3 separate regions of the Homo sapiens genome follow, and regions 1 and 3 are each linked to region 2. Evidence: read pairs that join two places in POLR2A ChIA-PET (ENCODE). Cell type or tissue: MCF 10A. All regions are shown on one strand. Links, peaks and the distances in the headings refer to the core of each region. The heading gives the core; the rest is flanking DNA.

Region 1 (10,176 bases), core at 1,928-6,927, 130 kb after region 2:
GATTCTGGGGGAAGGGTGGTAGGGGCGTGAGGGATAAAAGACTACATATTGAGTACAGCGTACACTCCTTGGGTGACAGGTGCATCAAAATCTCAGAAATCACCACTAAAGAACTTATCCATGTAACCAAAAACTGTACCCCAACTATTGAAATAAAAATAAAAATTATTTAAAAAATACTAAATGGTTGACCCAAAGTCACCCAGCTTATACGGCAGAGTCAAGACTTGAACCCAGGCCAACCTAACTCAAAATGCCTTGACTCTGTATTCTCTAAAAGCGTCTAGCACCAAAACACACACCATGAAGTGTCTAGCACCATAACAGGCACTCATTCATTATTGAAGTATGACCCAAAACATTTGGTACAGAATTGAATAAAACCATGAAGGCAAAGCTATTGAAAATTGAGCTTGCAAAATTGGTAGAATTGGCTTCATGAAAAACTGAGGAGATTCTAATTAGGTCTATCAGAGAAAGACAACACAGATCTACAAAACATTCTGGATGTAGGTGAACAGAATACTAGAAGAGATGCTGTGAGCTGATGTCCATGTTTGAATACAAAAGAAAAATAGATGGGCACGCTGGTTTAGATTTATAGGTCCAGGGCAAACTGATCCAACTGTGGAATCACTGAACCCCCCTTGGGTTTCAATGAGGGTACCCTTGGTAGTTACTTTCGGCCCTAAGGGGTTTGACAAAATGGGACAGACAGGGTTTTTACATCTGAAGCCAGAATACAGAATCTTTGTTCATTGAGGATCTTCATACATGTTACCTTATCTAATACTTTCCCTAACTTCCCCCAGTGTTTCATGTTTGTTATATTTACACATGGTCTTATAACGACGTGTCTATGTCTATCTTGCCACATTGCCCAGGCTGGTCTCGAGCTCCTGGGCTCAACCAGTTCTCCCACCAGAGCCTCCCAAAGTGCTGGGATTACAGGTGTGAGCCACTGCACCCGGCCTAGTTCTCAAATTATATGGAGGAACAAAGACCTAAGAGTAAATAAAGCACTCCTGAAAAGGAATATCAAGACTTATTCCAAAGCTAAAATAACAAAGACAGTGCTGTACTGGCACAGAAATAGACAAATTGCCCAATGGAACAGACTAGAGAAACAGAGACAGAGAGAAAGAGAGAAGGGTGGGTACTTGAGGATGGAAGAGAAGGCACTGCGGATGACAAGGAAACAATGAACTCTTCAATAAATAGTGCAAGGCCACTGGTTACCTACATGGGGGGGAAAATACTGTGACTAATCCCTGCTTTGCACCATGCAGAAGAATCAAATGCTAGCAGATTTAAGATTTAAATACACAAGGCAAAACTCTAAAACTTTTGAAGGCAACATGGGAGAATATCTTTAGAACATCAGAGAGGTGAAGGTTTCTTAAAGAAAACACAAAACTATGAAAGAAAAATAATAAATTTGGCTACATTCAAATTAAGAACTTCTGTTTAACAGTAGACCCCATGAAGAAAGTGATCAGAAAAGCAACAATGTAGGAGAAGATATTTGCAATATATATAACCAATATAATCTACATAAAGATGATGTATTTTTTAAAATCTTTTCAAAGTTCAATAAATAAGTTAATAAATACACAGTTCACAGAGCAGAAAATATGAATAGCCCATAAATATATAAAAGAATACACAACCTCATTAGTAATCGCAGAGACACTAAGATACCAGTGGGACTTTACTTTTTACCCACTGGATTGGCACAAATTAATAAGGCTGATATTGTCAAAAACTTGGGCTGGGCGCAGTGGCTCAGGCCTGTAATCTCAGCACTTTGTGAGGTCAAGGCAAGTAGATCGCTTTGAGCTCATGAATTCGACACCAGCCTGGGCAATATGACGAAACCACATTTCTACAAAAAATACAAAAAACTAGTTGGGTGTGGTGGTGCACACCTGTAGTCCCAGCTACTTGGGAGACTGAGGTGGGAGGATGGCTTGAACCTGGGATGCAGAGGTGTGGGGGTTCAGTCAGGATGGTGGGAGAAATTGTAAAATTATGGGAAATAAACGCAAACCCTCTTGGAAGGCCTGGAGGTCTGCATAAAGTGTTTGGCTGAAGGCAGAATTCTCTTAAAAGCTCAGGGCATGGATACATAGGAATGTAGAGTAGTTTATCTAAATAGCTTGTTTATTCATGTGGTCCTAAGACCAACATTTGGTCAACCACAGATGCATGATTGCTCTCTACTCAGGAGGTCAGCAATGTCAATTACCCTCTAGTGGTTTTTACTCAAGACCTTTGTCATCTAATCTATACTGAATAAATGTGAGCTTCGCTGACTGAATGGAGCCATGGCTGCTACTCTTTACAGAACCTTCCTTGGTGTCTGTGAGGGGCCCAGACCCTTAGCTGGACTGACAGGCAGAGTATCTGTGTCAGTGTACATTACTCATCCGTTGTTGGGTGAGGGTCTGCAGAACAAATGCCCGCACAGAGGTTGCAGTGAGCTGAGATCATGCCACTGTGCTCCAGCCTGGGCGATAGAGCCACACCCTGTCTCAAAAAAAACAAAAAAAAAAAGAAAAAGAACTTGGAAAGAGTATGATTCAACTGGAATCTTTATTCACTCTTGGCAGGAGTCTAAATTGGTATAACCCCTCAGAAAAAATAAGTTAAATATATTCATATACCTTATAGCCTAGCAATCCTACCCTAGAGAAACCCTCGCACACGTGCACAAATTCATGTGGTTGTACTTCTAAGTATAACCCTAGAGAAATTCTTGCATGTGATTTACGTATGGGAATGTTCACAGCAATATCAAAATAACAACCAGAAACAACCCAAGTGTCCAAAGTGTTCAGAGAAAGAATAAACAATTATTTATAACTACTCACACAATAAAATGCTAGAGACAGTAGTGAAAATAATGAACTACATGCAACATGGATGAATCTTAGAAACAAAATACTGAGTGGAAAAAAAGCAAATGAAAAGAAGACTGCATGTAGCATAATACCATTCTGATAAAGTGGACACAATCAAATAATATGTTTCTTAAGGTTATCTACATATGTGCTAAATTATTATTTTAACCAGGGCTTTATAGAAATAAAATTCGGAAAGCTGGTTACTTCTAGGGACTTGCAGGGGATGGCATAGGAAAGGAGCCCACCAGCTACAGCAATGATATTGATCATGTTCTAGTTTAAGGACGACTCACAGGTGTTCTTCCTGTTATTACTATGCCTCATCCCTTAACTGTGTGATACTCACATTATTTTGCATATATCAGCTATTACATAATAATAGCAAATAAAAATAAAAGAACAGGCAAGGCACAGTGGCTCACGCCTGTAATCCCAGCACTTTGGGAGGCCCAGGTGGGCGGATCACCTGAAGTCAGGAGTTCGAGACCAGCCTGGCCAACATGGCGAAACCCCATCTCTACTAAAAATACAAAAATTAGTGGGGTGTGGTGGTGAGTGCCTCCAGCCCCAGCTACTCAGGATGCTGAAGCAGGAGAATCGCTTGAACCCGGGAGATGGAGGTTGCACTGAGCTGAGACCACACCGTGGCACTCCAGCCTGGGTGACAGAGCAAGACTCCATCTCAAAAAATAAATAAATAAATAAATAAATAAATAAATAAATAAATAATAAATGGCTGCAGTTTTACGATAGTCTCAAAAAAGAAAAACAAAAAGAATAAAAGGAAAAAAATCAGGTGTCCACGCTTTTCTGAGAATACAGAAACAAAAGTCTTTCAGTTACTCACAATTTTTCCATACTCACCAACACAGAATGTCAGAAGTGGACCCCAGCAAGGCCCTGTAGACCCATCACTAATTAAGTAGATGAGGAAACGGAAGCTCAGGGATAATACGTGACTGCTCCATGATCACCTGGCAGAGCCAGGAGCCAAACCCAGGTCTCCTGATATTTCTTCTCTTAGATCAAGTCCCCAGGCAGTGGCCTTCAGTCTGGTAGATAATAAAAAGAAAACTCCAGTCTTCTTTATCTTTGTATCTCTAAGACCTAGCAAAGGGCTTAATAATTTGTTGGCCCTCAAAATGTTTTGTTTCTGAATATTATGGAATTCCCATTGGATTCGTCACAAGAAGTCCTCAAAGTGGTAAAAATTCTCTCTTCTGGTTCGGTGGCTTCAAACCAAGAAAAGGTTCCTGGAAGCAAGACAGAAGAAACTATCGGCCATATCACTAATGGGCATTGCCAGAACTCATATGTGTGGCCATACCGGAGGAGATCCCTGCGGCAGGCAGGGCTGCATTTTCTAGCCGGTTCCAGCAAGCCAGCCTCGCGTGACTGACTTCTTTAGTTTAAGGTGCAGAACTCAAGGGAAAGGAGCCAAACCCTATGAATGTGTCTGTACTGCCTCCAAGGCAAGGAGTGGCCAGGATCTGTGGCTTGCCTGTGGAATGAGCAGTGGAAACACTCTCTTCCATTATGTCTGCAGAATAGGCTGGCGGGTGCCACATTACGTTAGTAAGCTCCTGGCAAGGCACGTGGCTTCCATCTCACTTCATTAGCAGCTTTCCTGAACTTCAGGTTTTCCCGGTCCCTGATTCTAGGAGTTAAAGTTCCCTCTGGTACCATTATTCTTCCTCCGTGGGTTTTTCTAGACCTCCCCCATCCCCAAGGGTCTGACGCAGGGCCCTGGTTTGTAGCTCCTATCTGGGAGAATGTGCAGCCAAGGGTCACAAAACAGACCTGGGGGACTGGCCTCCCCCGAGGGATGCTGGGTCCCAAGCGTCCAAAGGTGCCCTGATTTTCCCACCTGCAATGATCAGTAGCCAAGTTCTCTGATTTTATCTCAACTCTTTCTTGAGCGCGTTGAGATGAATTTTGAGTCTCTCCATTCATGACATGTCTCCCTTTATTCAAATCTTATTTTATATCCCGCAATAAAGTTTCTTGTATTCTTCATCAAATCTCCACATTCCTCAATAACTATATTCCCAGATGTGTTTCATTTTGGGTGACTTGGGCCAATAGTCTAATGAGGCAAAATAATGGGCTGCTTCTGTCCTGAGATGCCCGCTGGCTGGGAGCACTAATGATGACTTAAGGCCGAGATGCACCAGTTGTTTATGGACCACGGATGGCTTTTCTTCTGGGATGAAGCTCTACCTTCCTGCAGGTTGTACTAAGACCAGATGCTTGTTTGTGATTCTGGTTTGTGCAGGTCACTCCCAGGGGTCTGTGCAGTGGGAGCCTCAGCATGGTTTCCCACATGACAGTCCTGCCAAGAGCAGGGGTGGCCACCCCAGCTGGTCACTGCACCTTGGCCCTCTGCCTACTACATGCAGAAGGGGCTGTGAGCAGGTAAGAGAAAAATGCTTTCTTCTCATCTGAGGCTCATGGGTACCTGGCTCTTGGGAGCACCAGTGGCAGGTGCAGCTCGCAGCCGACTGATGTCCTCTCCCTTCAATCCAACAAGTGCAGCTTCTGAACTTACACCTCCTCTGTGGAGCTTTCAGGATACAGAGGGCCTCTGGCTTTGAAATCAGTTTCACTTGGATGTGTAAAGCCCAATTTATAGACTTTACTTATCTTTGTGTTGTTTTGTTAAACCGAGTTTTTAATTCCCAGAAATTGTGGGCTTCAACTTCTGTGCCTGGTTTTTCATGTTGCTGATCTTGATGGTCCACCTTTAAGACCTGCTGTCACAGGAACTGTCATCCACACACGGGACACCTGTACGTGCTAGAAGACGTCGCACTCCGGTAGGCCCAGCAGCCTAAGTAGCTGGCAGAGGGAGGGCAAGGTCTCTGTGACTGGGGGAGGCAGACATCCAGATGCTTGTGAGGGTTCTGCCTGCCCTGCTGCCATCCCCACTTGTCTCCTTCGGGAAACCGTATTTTAAAGAAAGTAAAACAGCCTACTCCTTTTCAACTGCTGTAATGTTTCATTCCTAATCCTGCAGAAAAATTCCCTTATGTTTCACAAAAATAACATAACCTTGGCAGTGTAAAATACCAGACATCAGGGTAAAAGGTGGAAAGAGCACTGGGCATGGGTTCCAAAGAGCTGTGCTCCAGGCAGATGTTCCTGAGACAACCTACAGCATCTCAGGCAACCCAGGGTCCCCTTACACTTTGTCCCATATGATTTCACGAGAGCAGTAACACCTACATAATAATGTGGAGTGAGACCAAATGACTTGGCCAAGAGCTGTGCAAATCTTATGTATTATAGACTAATATAATACATAAGATAGCAAATAATATAGCAAATGTACCATAAATATCTCATTTCAGGACAATGATTTATTTAATGACTCCCAACACACAGAATATAAGAGAGTCTTTTAACACTAGAAAGTGACAGCAAGAAAAAAACAGTAATACCAGTTCCTATTTATTGAGCACATACTACATGCCAGGCACTATGCTAAGGCCTTCACATGAAGTATTGTATTTAATCCTCAGGCAGGTAATTTTATTCACCTATTTTTTAACCAGAGGAAAGAGAAAAAATTAAGTTTAGCAAATTTTAGCAAGCTAAGTGACTTGGCCAAAGTCACTCAGCTTCTAAGTGGCAGAGCTGGGATTCAAACTCAAAGTATCAAAAATTTGAGTCACGCTCCAAGAAACGTCCAAGCTATCATGAAGAATAAAACATAACCATGAATAAGACATAGTCACAGAAGAAGAACAAAATTCATCATATTTACAAGTCAACAACATTTTATAAGGTGTACTGTAGGCATATACCATCGATTTATCCAATGTCAACGGAACCAGAAGAGGGGCAGAGAGAGAGAGAGAGGGATGACTGATAATTTGGAAAGACATCATGGAGAAAATGGTCTGTTACCTGTGCCTTGAAGGATGAGGAGTATTTCAACAAATGGAGGAGAGAAAAAATATGTCCCAGGCAAAGGCGGGTGAGCACGAAAGCTCGGAAACAAAGCACATGTCGGGTAACATACTTTGTGCAGCTGGAATGTAGGAAAAGTAAAAGGAGACATGGCTAAAAGCAGAGACTGCTAATTGTTCTCTAGTATTCATTTGTCCCTCTTCCTTTTAGTGAGAAAATCCCTCATTTTATCTTGACATGCGACTGCCCAGCAGAAGGCTACCATTCCCAGCCTCTCTTGCAGCAATGTGTGGCCACATGACTAGGTCTGAGTGCTGGTCCTGGAGCTGAAGTGATGTGCTATGAAAGCACTGCCCCAGGACTTCCCTCTTTCCCCTTTCTCCGGGATGGAAATGGTGACAACTAGCGCAGCTGCCTGGGACCCAGATATGGCATCCACAGGCAGAGGGTGACAAAGCTGCCCACCCACACCCGGACACTTACCTGTAGACACATGGGAAAGGAAGAAGCTTTTATCTTATTTAAGTAATGGTAATTGGGATTCTGGAACAAACTCCAGAATCACAAATATTTACTGTCTGACCCCAAATAATACAGGGCCCAGTCTTATAGGGCCTTAAATTCCATGGCAATATTTGGAAAATAGTTGGCAGGCAAAAGCGTGTCTTGGTTTGAAGCATCCGTGCTCACACAAAGAGGTAGCATCACAGTTCTCTTAAAGAGCACTAATGTATTAATGGAATGCCTTTAGAGCAACTGAGTTTTAGATTATGTTAGAGCTAGAGCTTGAGGGTCAGGAAAATGTGTTTGCCAGGATCTCACAGCACAGGGTAGTACTGGTTTTATTGAGAGAACTTTGCTTTCAAAACCATAAAAAGGGAAAGGAAAGTATATGAAATATGTGTCTGAGCAAAATTCCACAAGAAATTATTTGCCCTTGAGCTTCACTAAAGTGCTGTTCCCAGTTATTCTGGAATAGGATTAATCCAAGGTGGGCAAAGTTTAAACCAATGGTACCCAAGTAACATCCACCATTTTTCTTCTTCCATGTCAGAACACAACAACAAATTAGACTAAGAACTAAAGTAAAGCCTGTCTCATCTATGTGCTTTTAAAAGAAATGGGTATTTCAGATAAGTTAATTTTCCAGATAGCTGAAGGTTAAGTTCCCTTCTGTTACTTTATCATTGGCCAACAACAATTCAACTACTGCTACTGTTTTCAAGATGATTGTAAACAACTGCAAACACAGGCACTAGACTGCATGCCAGCAATCATCAGAAGATGATCCTCTGGGTAATCAGAACCAGCATGCTTAATTTCTTTTAGATTGCCATTGTAACAGAAACACAACATTTAAGCATTTTCTAGAGAATGCAGGATAAATCCGTAGCTTTCGTGCTTGAGAAATGCAATTGTAAGCAAAAAACATTTTGAGAAATGTGGTCTATTAATTAATCACTGCTCTTTCATAAATATCACTTTATAAAATATATTCAAGACATTATTCAACATGTGTTGTATATTAAGTATTTCCACTACACAGACTTATTCCCCATGGATCTGTGCTGAGGGAGGAAAAATTTAAATGAAAAGCAAAAGTTTGTAGTTCTCAAATTGCACCTAAATCAAATAAGCAAAAAGTCGAGATACTTTCACTGGAAGATAAAACAGTCCATTGGTTTACAAAGTACTTGCATTCTTAGAAAACTAGTGTATTTTACCACCATGTATAAAAGTATTTGTGTTTATATGTAAAATGGAGTTCACCTCTAGGTTCGGGCACTTACAAATGGTTTTGTACCCACATGAATTTGTGGTGGAACATTAAAAAGCACAGGATGGGGTCAGGCATGGTGGCTCACGCCTGTAATCCCAGCACTTTGGGAGGCTGAGGCAGGCGGATCACTTAAGGTCAGGAGTTCAAGACCAGCCTGGCCAACATGGTGAAACCCCATCTCTACTAAAAATTAAAAAATTAGTTGGGTGTGGTGATACATGCCTGTAATCCCAGCTATTCGGGAGGCTGAGGCACAAGAATCACTTGAACCCAGACAGTGGAGGCTGCAGTGAGCTGAGACTGTGCCACTGCACTCCAGCCTGGGTGACAGAGTGAGACCCTGCCTCCAAAAAAAAAAAAAAAAAAAAAAAGGCACAGGACGGTGCTCTGCATAGCAGGATGACCAGCATCCCTGAACCCACCTATTAAATGCCAGCAACACTTCCAATCATTGTGAAAGTAAAATCACTGCCTCGCCAAAACTCTCAAAATGCTTCCCTGGGGGCAGTAGCACTCCCTCTGAGTGAGTACCACCGTCAGAGTGCCTCGTCCAAAGCGCTGTCTTGATTCATTTCCTGAGGCATATGGCAGTGCACCTGCCGCACCTCGGCTTGGACATGTGCACTGGAAAACTGGCAAGGGGAGGTGTTCAGACAAATTGTCAGACTTGCTGCTGGCTTCAGGTTAGATGAGGCGCTGAGCCTGAGTGTCTCACGCTCTCAAGGAAAGCATTTTTTGCATCACTGAACTGATGCAAGAAAAGAGGTGGAAAGAGGAGGAAAGCATTCTCATGGTTTGGGCCTCCTCAGTCAGCCTTACCTGCTCAGGGCCCCACAGCACTGGGTAGAAGAGGTAACGACCAAGTGGATTTTAGCCACAGTGATAGTGAGCATTAGGGACACAGGCCATCACCCCCAAAAGCTCTTTTCTTTCATTGCCTAAAGGAGAGCAAGGAGTGTGGTAGGGAATTGCAACAGGCAGGTGGGGCTGGAAAGGTGGAATGTTAAATTCTCCTGAGAGAGGAGAGGGCAGAAGGCAGAAAGACAGGGACATGAGTTGCCAAATCTGAAAAAGTTTGACTGGCATCTTCAGGTGAAGGCAGGGGATGTTTTCTCTGCCCTCCTGTTTTAGGGCAGCTATAGATGGCCCAGGTTTAAAGAGTATTGTGGACAGGAAGGCAAAGGAAGGCAGGAGAGCCCTGCAAGCTGAAATCCTCCCGAAGAATGAGGTCTCCAGCTAACTGGTAATGAGGTAGGAGGCAGGTTGGGCTTGACTCCCAACCAGATTTATAAGACTGGCCAAACCAGGAAGAGGTGCAGAAAGCACCTCTCCATGAGACACGCCCACCAAAGCCATGACAACTTACCATTACCATAGCAACATCCAGTAGTTACCGCCCATTTTCTAGCCATTTCTGCATAACTTGCCCATTAAGTAGCATGTCATTAAAAGTGGGTATAAATATGATTGCAAAACTGCCCCTAGGCTGCTACTCTCTGCATGCTGTTTATGGGGCAGCCCTGCTCCACGGAAGCTGTCACACTGCCACTGCCTCAGTAAAGCTGTTTTCTTCCTCCA
Region 2 (10,176 bases), core at 2,264-7,263:
AGTCTGTTGTACTTTGTTATGGCAGCCTGAATGGGCCAATACAGTGAGGTTCCCTGGAAGACTTTCAGATGGGGACTTGCATGCAAGAAGTTTAACAGGGAGAGCTCTCAAGAGCAACCCCCGGAGGGAGAGAGGGAGGAAAGGAAAATTGGGCAGAGAGAGAAGCTGACCTCTGATGCAGCTGCTACAAGGTTCTCAGCTGATCCTAGGGTTCTCAGCTGATCCTACAGGGTGTTCTGGAGCTGGGATGGCCCCGTAGAGTTGCCTGGAATCAAGGCAGGGCCCAGGGAGGGAGATAACCTTGGCAAAGGCAGCTTCCTTCAGCGGGGGAATTCCCAGTGAGGGACTCAATTGTGGCTGTTTGCAGTGGGCACTGGACAGCTGGGGAGTGAGTTTCTCCGCCCTGACGAGGGGTCTGGGTGACATCTCACAGCATCCATCGCAGACCTGCAGCTCCTAGTCTGCAGACCAGGATAAGCACAATGCCTGTGGTGCATTTCCCCGCAGGCGGCTGTGAGGAGCTAATGAGATAATGGATATGAAAATGCTCTGCAAACTGTGAAGACTATCAATATGCTGTTATGCATCATTCTCTGTTATTTGTTGCTATCCTGTCCTTTCACCTTCCCCAGGCCGGAATGATCACATTTTCTCTTTCCCTAGCTTTATTCCTGGGTCACTAGCACAGGGAAAAAATAAGAAGAAAAATCAGAGTGGAATTCTAAAAAACAAAGGTCCTGTGCTTTTCTGCCTAAAATATGTACAATCCTCAGTTGGCACTGTCAGGAATGGGGACCGCCCTCATGGAGAAGTGGCACTTCCACTCCTAGCCAGCCTCTGTGTGAGCTGGACTCTAAGGTCAGGAGAATGAGGAGGCCGTGAAGGTCTTGGCCGTCTCTTTTTCCCCTCATCTCTACTGAGACATAGATCGAGACAGGGACCCATAAATCACCTTGGAGTTAAATCAGGGGAAAAAAGAAAAGCCCTCTCAGGCAACAGCATTTCACAGCAGCAACAGGAAGTTGTAGGGAAAAGAGAAAAGTCAAAACTCAAGTGAAAATCTGAGTCATGGTTCAGAGAGGCCACAAATACCTTTCTTATGGAGAGTCAGAAGAGGGAACACAGAGAAAACTGAGAGGTTTTTTTTTTGTTTGTTTGTTTTGAACTTTTTAAAGGAGAATTTGTTTTTAATCCTGTGAAGCTAGTAAACATCTCTTTAAAGAATGTGTGTGGTCACACAAGTTGAAGGGCTAGAAAATTACCTCCTCACAGCCCAGATGGTTTTAAGTGGGAACAGATAGGAAGGAGCGTGAGTTAAAGCTCCCACCCACACTACAGGACCCTGCTGTTCCAGCCGCTTTCCTCTGCCACTAGCTCAGGAAGAGCGAGGGCTGCCTCTCAGACACAGGGAGTTCCTGCAGGCTGACTTCAGGCACTCCAGAATGAGGTGTCCGTATTTTCCTAAGTGCTGAGGGTCACCCTACCTCCTCCTCTTTTATTAAGATTCTCTGAACCACTCAGAGAATACACAAGTTAAAAATAAATTACTTCGGCAGATAGTGAGGGTACAGAAGTCCTCGGTAAGGTTTTCCTTTTAATGAAAACCAGCCCCAAATACTTTTCCTTTCTAACAAAGAGCAGCCTGTGAAATCAAGCTACAGACATAGATGCCAGCAGAGGAATACTACCTGGGACTAGGCATGTTCAAAATGGCGGTTCCATCTTCTCTTCCTTTTTTTTTTTTTTTTTTTTTTTTTTTTGGTTAGTTAGTTTGTTTTTGTTGTTGTTGCTGTTGTTTGAGACGGAGTCTCGCTCTGTCGCCCAGGCTGGAGTGCAATGGCATGGTGGAGGCTCATTGCAACCTCCACCTCCCAGGTTCAAGCGATTCTCCTGCCTCAGCCTCCCAAGTAGCTGGGATTACAGGAATGCACCACCGTGCCCAGTTAATTTTGTATTTTAGTAGAGACGGGGCTTCACCATGTTGGTCAGGCTGGTCTTGAACTCCTGACCTCGTGATCCGCCTGCTTCGGCCTCCCAAAGTGCTGAGATTACAGGTGTGAGCCACCGCGCCCAGCCCATCTTCCTTTTCTCAGTGCCAGCCACGTGTACATTAAGGAACAGACAACATGGCGCGGGTCAAGTGGAAAGCTCTTTTGCATAGTAAGATGAGGGTGAGGTAGCCAGCCTTCCTCCTGCTATGTAAACATCACACCTAATCGAACTGATCTGTGGGCCCTATGTAAATCAGACACCGCCTCTTCAAACCTGCCTAAAAATTTGGAGAATTCCGCCCCAGCAAGTCTTTCCCTTTCAGAAGCCCCGCTCTCTCGCTAGAGAGAAAGCTGTTCTCCTTTCTCTTTCTTCTGCCTATTAAACCTGCGCTCCTAAAGGCCTCCTTTGTGTCCCTGTCCTAAATTTTCTTGGCGCCAGGTAACGAACCCTGGGTATTTACCCCAGACAACGAAGCCGCTTCAGAATGACAAAACAACAGACATGGGGACTTCTGGCAAACAATAAACCACAAATGAACAGAGAGAGATTAGAAAATAAATCTAATCACAGCAGAGGAGGAGGGGAGAAAATAGCTTCTCTTCCCAGAAACACAGGAGAGACAGAAAGCAGGCTGCCCTGTTCTGCGCCTGCTCCATTCTCCAGTAACATACCGTCCTGGTGTAGTGAGACTTTTCGCATTATAGGGCCCAACTAGAGATCCAGTCATTTTTACTTACGCTGTGAGCCAAGATTCTGAGTAAATGGGTTTATCTTGATTGCAGTTAAAGTATCTGGTTGGGCACATCCTAACATGAATATTATACCAACAATAAAAATCGTGGAAATGTGGGGAAATGTCCACGATATGTTCATAACTTAAAGTAGGTTAGCAGTGCATTGTCAACGTAAATAAAACAGTATATTGAGTGTGATTCCAATATTGAAAAACAAAATAAAGAGCACTAAATCTGCCAAGTTCAAAGACCAGAGTGCCAGATGCAAAATGTTTAATGTTTCTTTCTGTGATGGGATTATTTTTTTCTTTATATTTTTCTGTATTTCCTGATTTTTTTCTACAATAATCATGTTTCTACTGTAATCTGAGATATAAAACATTAGAAAATTTGGTCAGATGAGTTGTTCCAGGATTGTGATTATTTCTCCACAAACAGATGCTCCTCAACTGATAATGGGATTTTGTTCCTATAAGCCCATCATAAGTTGAAAATACCGTATGTCAAAAATGCACTTCATACACCTGACCTACTGAACATCATAGCTTAGCCTCGCCTACCTTAAACATGCTCAGAACACTTAGATTAGCCTACAGTTGAGCAAAATCATCTTATGTAATTTATTGGCTACCATACCGAAAGTGAAAATCGAATGGTTGTGTTGTTCGTTGAAGTATGGTTTCTACAAATACATATTGCCTTTGTGCCATCATAAAGTCAAGAAATTGTTAAGTCAAATCATGAGTGAGGGATCATCTGTACATTCATACACACACGGTATGAATACATGGGGGTGTGTGTGTGCATGTGTCTATGCATGTAAATGTGTGTTTCAAAGCTCTGGGGTCCTTCTTCCTTCCCAGCTAGGAGCCCCTTTTCCTCTGCTGAGCTCTCGAATCTTGCATAATTGCTCACCACATTTCTGAAAAGACAATCTCTTGGTACAGCACCCCCAGCCTTCTACCAAGGGATTCCAGCAGATGTTCACTCCCAGCTCAGCTTGGATAGGGCCACCAAGGAGCCTGCCTTTGGTCTCCACAGTCACTTCCTGAAGTAAGATTGAAGAGGGTGGGAGCACCATGGTTTGTTGACCTCCAGCTCTGCTTGTATCTCCTTTGGCAGAAGGGGTCCCAGGTGGTGCCTACATTCTAGATTTTAGAGAGGACACCACCTCCAGAGAGCTGAACCCAAAAACTGATGAGCTCCAAAGACGTGAAAAAGGACAGACCCTGCCAGACGAGCACCCTTAGGTTGTTGGCACGGAACTGAGGGAGGAAACTGGGACTACCCGCCTGATGTTGCAGCTTTTTTATTCTCCCCTCGTCACTGTGAGAGGTCTGGACTTCTTCTGACATAAACAGCCTCCTTTCATCAAAGGATCGTGCCATCCTTTCTATTTTCTAAGCATTAAAAGGCAGTTTAAGCAGATCAGTGAATTAGGCAAACGTTTATATTCTCCCTTGCCCTTTTCTTTTTGCATCTGGTAGAATTTCTCCTGTTCTATTGTTGATCTCTTTGTAAAAGCCCGTACATTCTTAGCTGCCAGGGCATGTCTTTGGAAGCATTACCACATACCTGTGAATGATTAATAAGCTGTGTTTGGTTAATAAGCAACATTCAGCTCTCATATTAATCACAGATTTTTAAAGTTAGACACAGCTGGTGACAATTTAGTGACACAGGGTCAGCTTAGCTTTTCTTGAGCATTAGCTGGGAGGAGAGGCTGAACGCTGCCAGATGTCACCAACCAAAAAAAAAAAAACCTAACTGGGTCCTCAGAGAGGACCTGGGGGATGCAAGTGCACACACACACAAGAGCAAGAGATCCCTGTTCTTTTCAAGAACTCCTTTTCTGGAGGACTGTCACCTCCAGAGACCCCATGCTTCCTCCTCATGGTTATAACTTTCCCCAACTCTTCAAGTGTCTAGAGAAAGCACATTTTCTGAACCAAAAATCAGGGTTTATTGATTGGCCATGAGTCTCAAATTAAGAATGCCCTGGAAAAACTGGAGAAAATATTGAGGCATTAGCGGCATTCTGCATAGGCTATATTTGTTCAGCCACATTGAATAACTTACTCTATGCTTAGTACCTCCAGAGAGTGGGGTTACAAAGAAGAATACCCCCTGTCTAGTGGGCCTTCACTGGTGTGTGAGGCTCCTCTGGGCAGGAACTCAATTCTGACTTGTGCAGGTTGCAAGTGGAGGGTCGGCCGTGCTCAGCTGGGCTGATGGTTTCCCCTATTCGAGCCCTTCCTGGCACAGTGTGTCTCCTCTGATTTCTCGTTCCCAGAGCCTTTCCTCAAGTAGGGATTGCAGTTCTTGCTCTCAGTTCCTTCAGCTAGAGAAGCGAGGTCCTTTCACTGGCCCTCTTCAGATCCTGTTCTTGAGCTCAGTCCAACAGGACACCTGGCTTCTCTGTTCACATAGGATCTTCTTTGGGCCAGGCCAAACTTTCCTCTTCCATCTCTCAAATTGGCCCTTCCCTCTCTCAAGAACTGGCTACTTCTCATGGCCCTCTTCTTCATCTCTTCATTACTCCCAGTCTGACAGTGGCTTTGCAAAAATCTTTCACATTTCTCCTCACCATGGTCTCTCTATCGTAAATGAAGATCCAGAAACGTCTTAATTTATCTTTAATGGATAATATAGAGGGTGATTCCTGTCTTCAATCAAAGAGAAAGAGGTATAAGGACAATACACCCAGGCCATTTCACCTACAAATGCTGACCTTACAAAAGACCAGTGGGTGGGGACAGGTGAGTGAAGGTCCTAACCCAGGGCTTCTCTGTGCTGGGAAGTCACAGTTTTTCTTTTCTTTTCTTTTCTGTCTTTTACTTTAAGTTCTGGGATACATGTGCAGAAAATGCAGGTTTGTTACGTAGGTAAACATGTGCCGTGGTGGTTTGCTGCACCTATCTACCTGTCATCTAGGTTTTAAGCCCCGCATGCATTAGGTATTTTTTCTAATGCTCTCCCTTCCCTTGGCCCCCACTTCCCGACTGGCCCCAGTGTGTGATGTTCCCCTCCCTGTGTCCATGTGTTCTCATTGTTCAACTCCAACTTATAAGTGAGAACATGAAGTGTTTGGTTTTCTGTTCCTGTGGTAGTTTGCTGAGAATGATGGCTTCCGGTTTCATCCATGTCCCTGCAAAGAACACGAATTCTTTTTTATGGCTGCATAGTATTCCATGATGTATATATGGCACATTTTCTTTATGCAGTCTATCATTGATGGCTATTTGGGTCGGTTCCAAGTCTTTGCTATTGTAAATAGTGCTGCAACAAACATACATGTCCTTGTGTCATTATAGTAGAATGATTTATAATCCTTTGGGTATATACCCATTAATGGGATTGCTGGGTCAAATGGTATTTCTGATTTTAGATCCTTAAGGAATTGCCACACTGTCTTCCACAACAGAACTAATTTACACTCCCACCAACAGTGTAAAAGCGTTCCTATTTCTCCACAGCCTCGCCAGCATCTGTTGTTTCCTGACTTTTTAATAATCACCATTCTAACTAACGTGAGATGGTGTCTCATTGTGGTTTTGATTTGCATTTCTCTAATGACCAGTGATGATGAGCTTTTTTTCATATGTTTGTTGGCCACATAAATGTCTTCTTTTGAGAAGTGTCTGTTCATATCCTTTGCCCACTTTTTGATGGGGTTGTTTTTTTCTTGTAAATTTGTTTAAGTTCCTTGTGGATTCTGGATATTAGCTCTTTGTCAGATGGATAGATTGCAAACATTTTCCCCCATTCTGTAGGTTGCCTGTTCATTCTGATGATAGTTTCTTTTGCTGTGCAGAAGCTCTTTAGTTTGATTAGATCCCATTTGTCAATTTTGGCTTTTGTTGCAATTGCTTTTGGTGTTTTAGTCATGAAGTCTTTGCCCATGCCTATGTCCTAAGTGGTATTGCCTTGGTTTTCCTCTAGGGCTTTTATGGTTTTGGGTTTTACATTTAAGACTTTAATCCATCTTGAGTTAATTTTTGTATAAGGAGGGGGTCCAGTTTCTGTTTTCTGCATATGGCTAGCCAGTTTTCCCAGCACCGTTTATTAAATAGGGAGTCCTTTCCCCACTGCTTGTTTTTGTCAAGTTTGTTGAATAGCAGATGGTTGTAGATGTGTGGTGTTATTTCTGAGGTCTCTGTTCTGTTCTATTGGTCTATATATCTGTTTTGGTATCAGTACCATGCTGTTTTGGTTACTGTAGCCTTGTAGTATAGTTTGAAGTCAGGTAGCATGATGCCTCCATCTTTAATCTTTTTGCTTAGAACTGTCTTGGCTATACAGGCTCCTTTTTGGTTCCATATGAAATTTAAAGTAGTTTTTTCTAATTCTGTAAAGAAAGTCACTGGTAGCTTGATGAGAATAGCATTGAATCTATAAATTACTTTGGCCATTTTCATGATATTGATTCTTCCTATCCATGAGCATGGAATGTTTTTCCATTTGTTTATGTCCTCTCTTATTCCCTTGAACAGTGGTTTATAGTTCTCCTTGAAGAGGTCCTTCACATCCCTTGTAAGTTGTATTCCTAGGTATTTTATTATCTTTGTAGCAATTGTGAATGAGATTCACTCATGATTTGGCTCTCTGCTTGTCTATTGCTGGTGTATAGGAATGCTTGGGATTTTTGCACATTGATTTTGTATCCTGAGGAAGTCATAGTTTTTCTATGTGCAGTTCCAAAGCCCCTGAAGAATGATTAAAGAGCAAATTACTTTCTCTTTTGAAGATTAAAAAGAGACTCCTTTTTAGCAAGATCAGAGTTAACAAATTACTGGCCCCATGCCCTTTCCTACCCATGTGGAGTCCTCGCCTTGCATCAAAAAGGGAAGCTAACCTGCAACAAGGGAGCAGCCACTGCCAGGAAGAAATGCCTTTGTGCCTTCCCTCTTCTTGCCCTGCTGCCTTCTTCCCAAGTCAGCACTCCTCTCTTCCCTTTCCACATGCTTCCTCTTTCCCCTCTTAGGAAAAAAATATAATATTGGATCGGCTGTGTGTCAAGCATCTGAGGTTCTAACCATAGCTCCATTACTACCAGTCCGTGTGACTTGGGGAATGCTGCTTACCTTCTTTGAGACCCAGTTTCTTCATTACAAGATAAAGAGCTTGCTAGGTGAGCTCTGTGACTTCTTTCTACTTAAACATTTTGTGATTCTGCGTTCTTAGACTTTGTAATAATTCTCTCTTAAGGTATTTGTACATTAAGTTTTACATGTCATTGTGGAATGAACAGATTTATCTCTAGTTACAGAATCCCAAACTTCAGCAGAAGGTGCAGGGAGAACCAAAGAGGTGAGGGATAAAGAAAGGGGCTCCGCCAAACCATATCTCTCATCTTGTTCTTGAATTACCAGCCCTCTGGCAGTCAACTTTCTTAACTGGCTTCCTTCTGGAGCCCAGATTTGTTTTTCCTTGCTCTCTTAATCTCTGTTCACTATTTTCTATAGAAATTACTTTAGAGAGAAACCCTCTTCCAATTGTATTTAAATCCACCCCCCAAATATAATTTATTCTCTTATGAAGCTTTGAAATGGAAAATTTTCCCCAGAAGTAACCAGGCATTGTGCAAAGTCGCATCCATTTTGAACACCAAAGCAGCTGTAACAAATAAGAGATGACAAATGCCATTGTGTAATTTAGTTCTTCATATCAGTTTGTCATTCTGACTCCTTTCTATTTAACTGGATGCTTTGTCAGACTTTGTAATCTAACCATGTGAAGGGCAGTGAATAAAGGATTAACGAAACCCTTTCCAGTTTTGCATGAGCATTTGATTTTTGGCTAACTTCCTAGCTCTGTTCCCATGGAAACCTGATAAAGGAAAGTACAAGTGGGCCCTGATTGGTAAATCCTATCTGGATTGGGACAACTATAAATACCAGAGAAGAAGCCATATTTTCGAGTTTCCCTAAGTGCAGTGACCCTTGTAACTGGCATGACCTTGAGAAGACCATGAAAGTTATGGCCATGGAGTTCCTCCAAGAGATATTAGCTGCTGTGAAATACAGGGCCTCTCATATAGTGTGGCCTCCACACCCCACTGATGTGAGTCTCATTTCTTCACAACTCAGTCCACATGGGGGCCAAAGAGAATAGCTTCTGCCCACTGTGTGGATGGCTTTGTGGTCTGCTGCGAGGTCCCGCAGAAGAGGAAGTCTGGATGTGCCCTACTGACATGCTCTGCCTCCTGGCCTATGAATCTTCTGGGTCAACTGCTGTCTAGAGTGGGCCTTGGCAGTCTTGTGAGTTTGCAGGTTTAATAGAGCCTTATGAGACCTCCTGGTGGGTCTTGTGGATGGAGGTTTTCACTTTTACTGGTTTGAATGAGTGCATTTGCCTGTGAAGCTGTGAGCATGAGACAATGTCCAGTCTTATGGTTTTTACTAATTGCCAGTTTTTCTTTACAAATTAAAAAATAATTTTGTAATGAAAATTGGCAGGTCCCACTTGAGAATATTATACTAAGTGAAATAAGCCAGTGACAAAAAGACAAATACTTTTTTCCACTTCTCTGAGGCACTCATATTCATAGACATGGGAAGTAGAATACTGTTTGCCAGGGGCTGGGAGAGGAGGTAACGGAAAGTTGCCGTTTAATGGATGCAGAGTTCCACCTTTGCAAGATGGAAAGAGTTCTGGAGACTGGTTGGACAACAACATGAATGCACTTAACACTACCGATTGTGCACTTGGTTTAAAAACTGCACATTTGTAAAATGGTTAACGTGGCAAACTTTATGTTATATGTATTTTACCATAATTTAAAAATTTTTTTTAATTGACAGTTTCCTCTAAATATCACACTTAAATCATGTTTTCAATACACAGACTAATTCTAAGTGTTTCCAAATTTCCTTCTAAGTAATATAGGAAGATTTTGTGTTACTTTTCCAATTTCATCCTGCAACCACGGTTAAAAATCACTACTATTCACTTCTTACCATTTGATCTGTTGACAGTTTCAGCCATCAGTCACTGCCGGCTCCCACTTCATTTAGTTACCATGTCCCTCACTAACACAAGATCGCCGTCTAGGGGCCAATCGTAGAACTACAGGCTACACAGAGGAGAAGGGAGCCAGGCCACCTTTCCCATGCATCCCACTCCTTGAACAGAAAGAGCAACTAAAAAGGGAGGCAGGAGTTCTAAGCACCATCTTTTTTTCACCAGTACAGTTTCCAAGATCTTGCTGCTATGAAAATAAAGATCTCCTAATATTTATAGTACTTGAGGTTAGAATAGTCTTCTAGGTAGAGTACTAATATCTTGCTGATAAAGCTTTTGATGCTGAATCCTTGATTATTCTCTTAATATAATATCTTCTGTGCGAATAAGGCTAAAATGCTTGCATACACTCTTGTACTCACTTAGGAATGTAATAGAGCAGTTTGGGAGAGTGACTGAATGCTTCTGCTTTGGGCAAATTTGCCAC
Region 3 (10,176 bases), core at 3,031-8,030, 77 kb after region 2:
TAGAAAAATCAACAAAGCATAAATACCAATGGGAAAACCTAGCCATAATTACTCTAAAAGATATAGAGACAGGAAATTGGATAGGAGTTTGCAGTGTTGTTTTGGGCTGCAGGGATGCCCCTGTGTGCCTGCAAAGGGAAATGAGAGTTTATCTCTGAATAATCAGATGGAATTGTACATCAAATAAGGGTAAAATTGGTCATAGTCATCTCATGATTGCAGTGGTTTCTATGTTCTCCAGGTCAGTCCACCATCATTGAGGAGACGTGGGTGCGGAGAAAGGGGTCAGGTATGTGGTCAGACATCTCTGTGGGATCTCTGCTGCTAACTAGCTATGCCACATTAAGTATGTTTTAACTTGTCTGACCCTCCAGTTTAGCTCAACAAAATAGAAGAAAATCTCCCTTTCAAGGCTGTTGGAAGGACTACAGATGAAAAGTATATAAAGTTCCCAGCAGATGGAAAATATCAAATAAATGTCAGCTAGTAGCAGCAGCAGGAGCAAAGATGAAGGCCGACTCCTGAGTTTTCAGACTCCACAGATCCCAGAATCCTTCTCTGCTCTGAGTTCTGAGTCCCACAGTTCTGATGCATCCACCTGTGCACCTCACCGGCAATCAGTGGGAGCCTGGGAATGGTTAACTAAGAGGGGCTTGAGAAGGCAATGAGAGAGGAGCACAAGGAGGTAACCAGCCACTCCACTGAAGCTGTGTTTAGGTGGTGGATATGATCTGCCAGCGGCCCCTCAGCCAAAACCACCAATACAAATCCATGTAGACAGTTTCTTAAACAAACTTAGTAAAATCAAATCTAGAATATCTCCCCCTTTCAAACAATGCATTTTCCCAGTGCCAAAGTACAGCACTTTCTTAGCATCTTCCTTCTACAAATGATGGCGCGATGCAGTTTAAACACATACCTTGCCAATTCTTTTTAAAATGTAGGCTTATATGATAATTTTAATCACATGCTTTCCCAATTATTACATGTGTATGTTTATATGGTAATGTTAACCACATGCTTTGCTACATGCTTGCTGTGAGTGATGTTTTATTTTATTTTTAGAGACAGGGTCTCAATCTGTCACCCAGGCTGGAGTGCAATGGTGATCATAGCTCACTGCAGCCTCGAATTCCTGGGCTCAAGTGACCCTCCCACCTCAGCCTCCCAAGTAGCTGGGGCTCCAGGTGCACAACCACATGTTGCTGATTTTTAAATTTTTTGTAGGGATGGGGGTCTCACTGTGTTCCCCAGGTTGGTCTTGAACTCCTGGCCTCAAACGGTCCTCCCAACTTGACCTCCCAAAGCACTGGGATTACAGGCCCGAGAACCACACACAGCCTGCTGTGAGTGATTTTAAGAGAAGCTGTTAGAGATTGGGGCCCTAGCATCTCATTGAATCACTGGTTGACACCACCACAGCCTCCCAGCTCTCAAGCAATTCCTAGGAAAACAGGAATTCATCGGGAAAATATTCTTGATCCTGATACCAAAATTAACAAAGGGGGCTGCTTCTTGTGTTGTATTCTCAACAGCAGAAATGACAGTTGTGCCCATCAAAACCCCCAGAGACCCTGACCAGCAGGGAAGAGCAGTAGCAAGGAGATAGGAGAGAAGGGTGGTATAAAGAGTTTACCTTCTTTATTTTTCTCTGTCCACAGTTCCTTTACGCGGAAAGCTATTTACAGCAGCCACAGTCTCTGTTTGGTTTGGCATGACACTGACTTTCTATGGATAAGTCAGGATCTCATGTCCTCATCTAAAAATGGTACCATATTGAATGACGCTTTACCTTCATTTCTCTCACTTCACTGGTTTTGGATGAGCATAGGGGCACCTTTGGGTCAGAGTACTTTTCAGAGAGGGACAGTCAATAAAAAGCCTTCGTGTATAACTAGTCCATTTTCATGCTGCCGATAAAGACATACCTGAAACTGGGTAATTTATAAAGAAAAAGAGGTTTAATGGACTCACAGTTCCACATGGCAGGGGAAGCCTCACAATCATGGTGGAAGGTGAATGGCACGTCTTACATGGCGGCTGAGAAGACAGAATAAGAGCCAAGTGAAAGGGGTTTTGCCTTATAAAACCATCAGATCTCATGAGACTTATTCACTACCATGAGAACAGTATGGGAAAACTGTCCCCATGATTCACCTATCTCCCACCAGGTCCCTCCCACAACACGTGGAAATTAAGGGAGCTACAATTCAAGATGAGATTTGGGTGGGGACACAGCCAAACCGTATCAGTGTGCCCAGAGAGAGAGTGGGTAAGAGGAATAGACCAAAACTTGAACTATGAGAAAGAGAAGTAAGACGGTAGGGAAGACTGTAGTTCAGAATCTGTAAGTTATAACTGACTTCTCACAGCCTGGCAAAAAATTGGAAGCTGGAGTATAGGACATAAATTCATGAGCAGTAGCAATTTTAGCCAAGTCGAGAGAAAAGCATTGAACTTCAAATGAAAATAATGTTCAAAGAGGTGAACATGAAGTTCATTCAAGATGTGGAGGGAATTATGAGCAGGGAGATGCATGCCAAGAGAAACTAGATGGTATTTGAAAAAAGTGAGATTCAAATTAAGGTTCACACACAGAGAGAGAGAAAGAGGGATAAAACAAAAATATTTTAATGGTTTCCTTTTCCTGTGGTCTGCTTTAGAATTCACCCAAAAGCCAATTGTTTCTGTGGTTATTCAAATTTTGTTTCTCTTCTCACTCCCTCCTCTTGTCTATCCTCTGATCCCCAGCATTTGGACAGAATAAGAGAGAGGAAGTAAAACTCAAATCATTTTACTTTACTTTTTCTTGGCCATTTGGCTAAGAGATGTGTGGGGTGAAGAGGTGCTTGTGGCCAAAGTGTGATTTGTAAAATGTGTGGGTATTTTTTGTTTGGTTGGTTTTGCTTTTAGCTGCTATACTTATGTTACCCCAGTTTACCACATCCAGTCCTCTTTGGGCACAAAGGGAAAGACTCAACAAACATTTGTTGAGTGGCTTGACTCAGCTTTGCTCCTTCTCCTGAGTATTCCTCCGTGGAGTTTTAGCAACTTCCCATAGGAAATCCAGGCTAAGGTCTGATTCATCCAGTCCTGAATAATGTGTTAATCATGAATTGGATAAAAATCATGAATTGGATACTACTCAAGAGGATAAGCTGTTTTCAAACATCTTAGCAGTAAATATTTGCAAACCAACAAGAAACACACTAAATACAAATGGCGTTTCTCAATTCATTAGAGCAAGCCTGCAAGAACCTTGACCTGGGAGTAGTGAGGCCACTTTCTCAGCCACTAGTTCATGCCATTATATATACATACCAGTTTTAACAATACATTATTTTTATAATTTTCAATGTTTGAGATTATTCATGAACCTGAACTGCCCTTCAACCTGTAAATCTGAATAAGTGAGGTTTTACTATGATTTACAAAACCATAAAACAAGACAGAAAGAGGTCTGTTCATCTAATAGTGGCTGTTTGTTTCTCCTTTCCTTTTTGGAGAGGAGGGAAAAAAAGAGCAAATGTCTATCTAGCAAGATGACGTAGGGCTGGATAAAAAGATAAATGCCTCTGAGGTGTGTAGGGATATTACAAATGTGATTTGGAAGAAAGACAAGATCTGAGGGGGTGGGAAGTTCAGTGTAGAAAGTCTCTTCTATCAGGACATGGATTCTAATTCTCTCCTACCACACTGGGCATAACCATCAGGGAATTTAAAGTCCCTTCCATGCCAGGCATGCCCCATCACCTAGGAAGAAACTCAACCCATCAGCAGGCATCCAAAAAGGCGTCAGCCAGGTAGGGTCCCAAAGAGCCCCACACCTTGGGTTATCTGGGAAAATCCCAAGTTATTTAGAAGACAGTGTACCTCTTGCCTCTACCCTTGGTGGTAAACATTGCTTCAGAGTCACACACACACAAAAAGATAAGCTTTTTTCTCAATTGAAAACTGGAAAGTTGAAAGAGGAAGTAAAGAGAAAAAGAAAGACATATACTATAATCCAGGAGTCCCACATGTTCAGAAACTCTTCACCTGTGAATCTACATTTTACTGAGTTCACATCTGCCTTCTGAAGGGTAACCACTCTTTACCCCCCAAATTCAACTCATTACTTGTTCAACTTTGACCAAGAGGTTTTTTTTTTTTTTTTTTTTTTTTTTTGAGATAGTCTCGCTCTGTTGCCAGGCTGGAGTGCAGTGGCGCGATCTCAGCTCACTATAAGCTCTACCTCCTGGGTTCACGCCATTCTCCTGCCTCAGTCTCCTGAGTAGCTGGGACTACAGGCGCCCACCACCACGCCTGGCTAATTTTTTTGTATTTTTAGTAGAGATGGGGTGTTTCACCGTGTTAGGCAGGATGATCTCGATCTCCTGACTTCATGATCCACCTGCTTTGGCCTCCCAAAGTGCTGGGATTACAGGCATGAGCCACCGTGCCCAGCCGACCAAGAGATATTTTTAAGAAAAGTCTCATAAAAGCATAAAATTTTATATATGGCAAAAGCAATCAACATCTATAGAAAACTGATAAACACATATGACTCAGAGGAAGAAATTTCCCTCTATGTATTATTTACTGTTAAACTTACTATGGCTTATAAGGCCTTGATCATCTAAACACTTGTTTCGATTTATCCATTCTCTTCCTCTCCTCTTCAGCCTTCTTGAGATTGTGGGTCATCTCCAGGGATACTTCTCCACAGTTCTACTATCAGTGTCTAAGGGATTCAGGTTAGGGCAACACACACAAAAAGTCAAATTCAGTTATTCAAGCACCAATTAGATAATGAACATCTGCCTGGGGTACTCACGACATTCTGGGCTAAATATTCCCCCAGAGAGAAGAATAAGGGAGTACTCAGTGGGTACTAATGTCTGGTCTGTGACATGACAATGAAGTGAAGATTAAGTTCCATCTTTACCCCCATTCACCATTTATCTCCCAATCTCTCTTCCCAAGTCATTCTTTTTTTTTTTTTTTAATTATACTTTAAGTTTTAGGGTCATTCTTATCTTCTTCTCATCTCTTACCTGTTTTTTCCTGACCCTAATTCCTCAAAGAAGCTTAATTCACTTCTAGATCCCCTCCTTCCCCCATGAATATAAAGAAAATAACTATATCTAGTTCTTTTAGATGTTCAAATTGACTTGATTGCTAGCTGAAATCAAAATTGACCAGCTGAAGTGGTTTTCAAGAATGTTAATTCTTATTCTGACCACTGGATTAGCACAATGGGCCATTGTACACATAAGTACACCCACAAGGCAGTCAGTAAAATAGACAATGCCTAAAGCTGTAGATACACTATATACATGGCATGAATCTTTTATTCATTTGTTTAGTCTACAGCAGGAAGCCAACTGCCTCACTTCAGGCCAGAGGGAGAATGCTGAGATATTGTACGAATACATGCAATTTTCCAAGCTTCAGGAAATTTGAACTGAAACATTGACAGGAAAGAGCCCATAGTACACTTGCATGTTGAGCTGGTGTTTAAACTCTTTTTCCCATGTAATGAGCTCATATCCAAAATGTTGACTCAACGTGCATGAGGACTTGGCAAGTCCTGTGGGGAGGAGCGCCCTGTCACGGGAAACAGGAGAAAAACAAGGCCGGCTCAGCACATTCTCTCAGAGCACACAGGCCTTCATGGGCCAGAGTTTCTGTTATTAAAAATAAGAAAAGAAAAAAAACAGAGAATGTCTCCTCTTAATCCAGCAATAACTCCAAGAAGATAATAAGTCAACAGTCACTTTTTTCATGGCTACCTACTACAGAGTGTCCTAGTAAAATATATACTTGATACATTAATATACGCTTTAAAAAGAATAGCAGTTAGACATTAACCAATATCTGTTTTGGTTATGTTAAAGTCACAAATGTTTAAAATGCCCATCGTTTCACAGTCAACCACATATAAGATATATCTTGCTTTATTAAGTGTATTTAACACCTAAAAGTGCCACACACTTTCCAGGGCACACTCATCTGAGGGAGTTTGTAGAAGATGCAGTGCTCATGGGGCCCTAGGTTGTTAGCTCTGAGGCTGCCATGCTTCATTCACCAACATGTATTCCCTTACAACTTGGGCCCAGCAACAACAGATTTACTATATAAGCCTCCAGTACTTCCTGAAAAAGTCCTTTCCAAATACCCTCAAAAACAAACAAACAAACAAAAACAGTCCTCTTTCTGTGTTTCAATCAAGGCTATAAAAGTAACCCATGTTAAAAAGCCAGGATGGCTGCAATGAATGGAGCACACAGAAGGCCTCCTGAGCAGTATAGACTTTATTTTTCCATCGTGGGGCTCCTGTAATTTTTAAAAGTCTGTTTGAAGATATTAATTTGGCAGGAATGAGGAAGATGGATTCAAGGGATTAGGAACTGTAGGGAGATGTAGCAAGTGGATGAAGGCCTGGACATGAATAATGTTCACAAGAATGGGAAGGAGGGAAAGATTAAAAGGGATATTTAGAAAGAAGAACTGACAAGCCTTGGTAACGGAGCAGATATAGGAGATAATGAGGAGAGAGGAGTTGGAGTTGGAGTTGGTGAGGAGAGATGGAGTTGGAGTTGGATACAGTGACAACTTCGAAGTTTCTATCCAGAGGCTGGGAGTGTGATGGGCCATTGACAGAAATGGCAAACGGAGAGCTGGTTTGCAATGGATCAAGATGAGGGTTGAACTCAGAGATTCTTAAATCTAAAACATCTCAGAAGGCACCAAGCCCAATTTTATACTTCCTTTCTGTATATTAGAGACTGAGGCCCACAGAGGAGAGGATAAAGACCCGTTGAAGGTCTTAGTTAGTTGGCATGGAGCAGACACTAGTACCCAGTCTTTGGTCTCTTGTTTCTATGCCTATGATCATTATTCAATGGTCCTGTGCCTAAGCTAGAAATCTTTTGATTGCGAGTGATGGAGAACCCAACCCAATTTGACTTGAATAAGTAAAGGAATTTATTGGCTCTTACAAGTGTAAAGTCCAGAGGTTTCAGTTGAGGCATGGTCCAACAGCTCAACATTTTCACTGAGCACCTAGTTTCCTTTTGTCTAATCTCTGCCCAATATTGTTCATAGTTCCAAGATGTTCACCAAGAGGTCCCTGAGCTGTGTGCTTTCTCATTTACATCCAGCAGGAAAGAAAGAAGGTTTTTGTTCTAGAATTCCAAGCAAAAGTCCTGGGATTCACTCTAATTGGATTTGCTTGGTCATATGTCCACCCATGGCCAACCACATGGCTGGGGAGCCAAATGTGCTGGTCTGGGTCACATGTTCCACCCCTGGAGCCCCAGGTAGAATCAGATTCCATAGAGCCAAATGGATTCCCAAACTCCAATGAGGGCTGCTAGGAAGAAAATAACAGAAGCTACAGCATCAACCAACAAATGTCTATTACACATTGTTTGGCTAAATCTCCTTCTGTTTTTTCCATAGCAAGTTTATGACTTTTATTTTTATTTTATTTTATTTTGAGGTGGAGTCTCGCTCTGTCACCCAGGCTGGAGTGTAGTGGCACGATCTTGGCTCACTGCAAGCTCCGCCTCCTGGGTTCACGCCATTCTCCTGCCTCAGCCTCCTGAGTAGCTGGGACTACTGGTGCCCGCCACCACACCCGGCCAATTTTTTGTATTTTTAGTAGAGATGGGGTTTCACCATGTTAGCCAGGATGGTCTCGATCTCCTGATCTCGTGATCCGCCTGCCTCGGCCTCCCAAAGTGCTGGGATTACAGGCGTGAGACACCGCACCCGGCCTATGACTTTTATTGTTAGATACAATGATGAAGTGGTTTGTCCACAAGTTTTAAAAATATACAGAAATCAGAATTGCCATACTCACCATGGAAAAAAGGGAGCACAGCTTTAACAAGAACATTTTAAAGAGAAAGAAAAGTAATTAGGGTGAATAAATTCAAATTTTAGACAAAGTCAGTCATGGTGACATGTGCCTGTAGTCCCAGCCAGCTACTTGGGAGGCCAAGGTGGGAGGATCCCTGGAGCCTAAGAGTTTGAGTCCAGCCTGGGCAACATGGGAAGACCTTGTCTCTTAAAAAAAAGAAAAAAAGAAAAGAAAAAATTGGTAAATGCAGCCAAGTCTTTGTCACTAAAATATATTCTAGGCAACATTCTTCAAAGCCAAGCAAAGTCTGTGGCTGCTGTGTGCTGGGGCTATTTCCTCTCAATTCAATCATGGGTTGGGGTGATGGTTAATAACCCTGAAATTTAAGGTCTTTTGTCAGTCTGGCATCAATGATGAGTGGTGTGACAAGGCTTGGTGTATCACTGATAATTGCTTAGAAATGACTCCACACTACCCAGTTTTTTGGTGTATTTTTCAGCAGTATTGCATAAGAAAGTCTTTAGCAGCCACTGGTACATGCTTCTGAGAAGCATTTGACCACAGAATATCTTAGATTCAAAACACATTGCTTTGTGGGAAGAAAGGCACCACCCAGCACACACACCCATCCTAATTTTGAATGGACTTAATTTCTGAATTCTAGACACTGCCTCACAATGATATAAAAACAACAAGAGCCTCATTAAAACCCCAGAGGCTGAGCCCACAAACAGGAATTCATAGAGTCTCTAAGAGAAAGATATCTGGGCAACATTTCTAAATTTTGAGCTGTCTGGCTGGTTGAGACAGATGATCTGATGGCAAGAATGATTTGCAAAAAATTCAACACTGACCAATCAGAGCAGACAGTCTAAATAAACATCGATTCTTACAAGGCTACCTTCCTTACCAGTTAAATATCAGTCCTGCCTCAGAGAAACATAAGATCTAAAGAGGAAAATCTACACAAGATTGTGTGTGGGCCAGAAAGGCCGCCGTGAATGGTGAGAAGGTGAGTCAATCCATCCATCCTAAGTCAAAGAATCCAACCAGTTCCATGGAGGAGGCACAGAGGAAAAGAGGAAGGAACAAAGTGGAAGAAGAAGAGAATGAAGAGGTGGGAAGAGATGGGCAAGGATGGGAGAGCAGAAGCCAATCAAGAGAAGAAGGAAAAGCAAACAGAAGAGAGTAGAAAGGAATGGGGGCCAGAAACAAGCAGGAATCATGAAGAGTGGGGAAAGGAGAGACTTTGGAAATTCAAACAAGTAGAGGAGTGAAAAAAATAGTGATGAAAGGTAAGAAAGGTAAGGTAGGAGATGTGTGAAATTGCAATAAGAAAAATGGCAGTGTTTATGCGTGATCATTGAGTCTTACTTGCATTACACTTGCATTACACTTACACTGTGTAATGCAGGGCTCAGAAAACTTTTTCTCTAACCAGTCACATGGTAAATAGTTTAAGTTTTGTGGGTGGTGCAGTCTTTGCTCAGCTACTCAGCTCTGGTGGTGTAGCATGAAGACAGCCATAGACAATAAGTAAACAAGTGGGTGTGGCTGTGTTCCAGGAAGACTACGAATACCAGTGATGGGTCAGACTTGGCCCATGGGTCATAGTTTGCTGAATCCTGGTATAATATAAATCTTCTGCAGACAAAAGTGCTTCTTACATTTTTGGCACCCACAACACCTAGATACACAATACCAGGTATGTTACAACTGCATGGAAAAGCCACTTTATAGGCCAAATGGCAGCAATTTTCAATGGCTTTTTTTTTTTTTTATAACTTTTGACCTACAAAATGTCAGTTTCCTGTGATGCCACCCTACCTGCTACTAGACTGGCCATCTGATCCCCACTGGAGAAGCCACAATCATAGGGAAGGAATATTCCATTTGGGGACAGATAAAGTCAATGAAAAGATAGATGTTCTCAGTACAGCCCAGGCCAGCATGAGCAAAGGTGGATACTTAATGTCTAGTCAGCTTGCATGCCATGACAAAATACCACAGACTGGGGACTTAAACAACAGAAGCTGATTTTTTCATAGTTCTGGAGGCTGGACACAAGATGAGGGTGCCAGCATGGTCAGGTTCTGGTGAAGTCTCTCCTCCTGGCTTCAGACAGCTGCCTTCTCATTAAGTCCCATATGGCCTTTTCCTCTCTCTCTTCCTCTTCTTATAAAGCCATTCATCCCATCATGAGGACCCTAATTTCATGCCCTAATCTAACCCTAATTACCTCCCAATAAATTTCATCTCCAAATACCCTCACACTGGGGATTAGGGCTTCAACATATAAGCTTGGGGAGGGGGAGATACAAATATTC

The links. Peaks named below come from ENCODE experiments on the same cell type or tissue, not always from the same donor. Only the 100,000 strongest peaks of a DNase experiment are listed, where the experiment ranks them.
Region 1: POLR2A ChIA-PET joins it to region 2 with 5 read pairs; 3 of 35 experiments call an interaction of 5 or more read pairs at or near these places.
Region 3: POLR2A ChIA-PET joins it to region 2 with 8 read pairs; 1 of 35 experiments calls an interaction of 5 or more read pairs at or near these places.

Annotation. Positions count from the first base shown.
Region 1 is chr2:38,235,288-38,245,463 of GRCh38, forward strand. LOC102723739 (a long non-coding RNA gene) reads right to left here and starts at 4,303. Exons shown (of 4, transcript XR_007086289.1): 1 at 3,771-4,303. In MCF 10A, for the core only: no CTCF peak of the experiment used is centred there; a DNase peak (open chromatin) is centred at 4,344.
Region 2 is chr2:38,105,651-38,115,826 of GRCh38, forward strand. It overlaps LOC107985871 (a long non-coding RNA gene), which reads right to left. Exons shown (of 4, transcript XR_007086290.1): 4 at 4,666-7,432. Among named protein-coding and RNA genes, the nearest start is that of CYP1B1-AS1, 20 kb to the right of the region's middle. RefSeq lists enhancers at 1,245-1,984, 1,985-2,724. In MCF 10A, for the core only: no CTCF peak of the experiment used is centred there; a DNase peak (open chromatin) is centred at 4,261.
Region 3 is chr2:38,182,356-38,192,531 of GRCh38, forward strand. LOC102723739 (a long non-coding RNA gene) reads right to left here. Exons shown (of 4, transcript XR_007086289.1): 3 at 4,595-10,176; 4 at 1,953-2,040. Among named protein-coding and RNA genes, the nearest start is that of CYP1B1-AS1, 56 kb to the left of the region's middle. In MCF 10A, for the core only: no CTCF peak of the experiment used is centred there; a DNase peak (open chromatin) is centred at 5,576.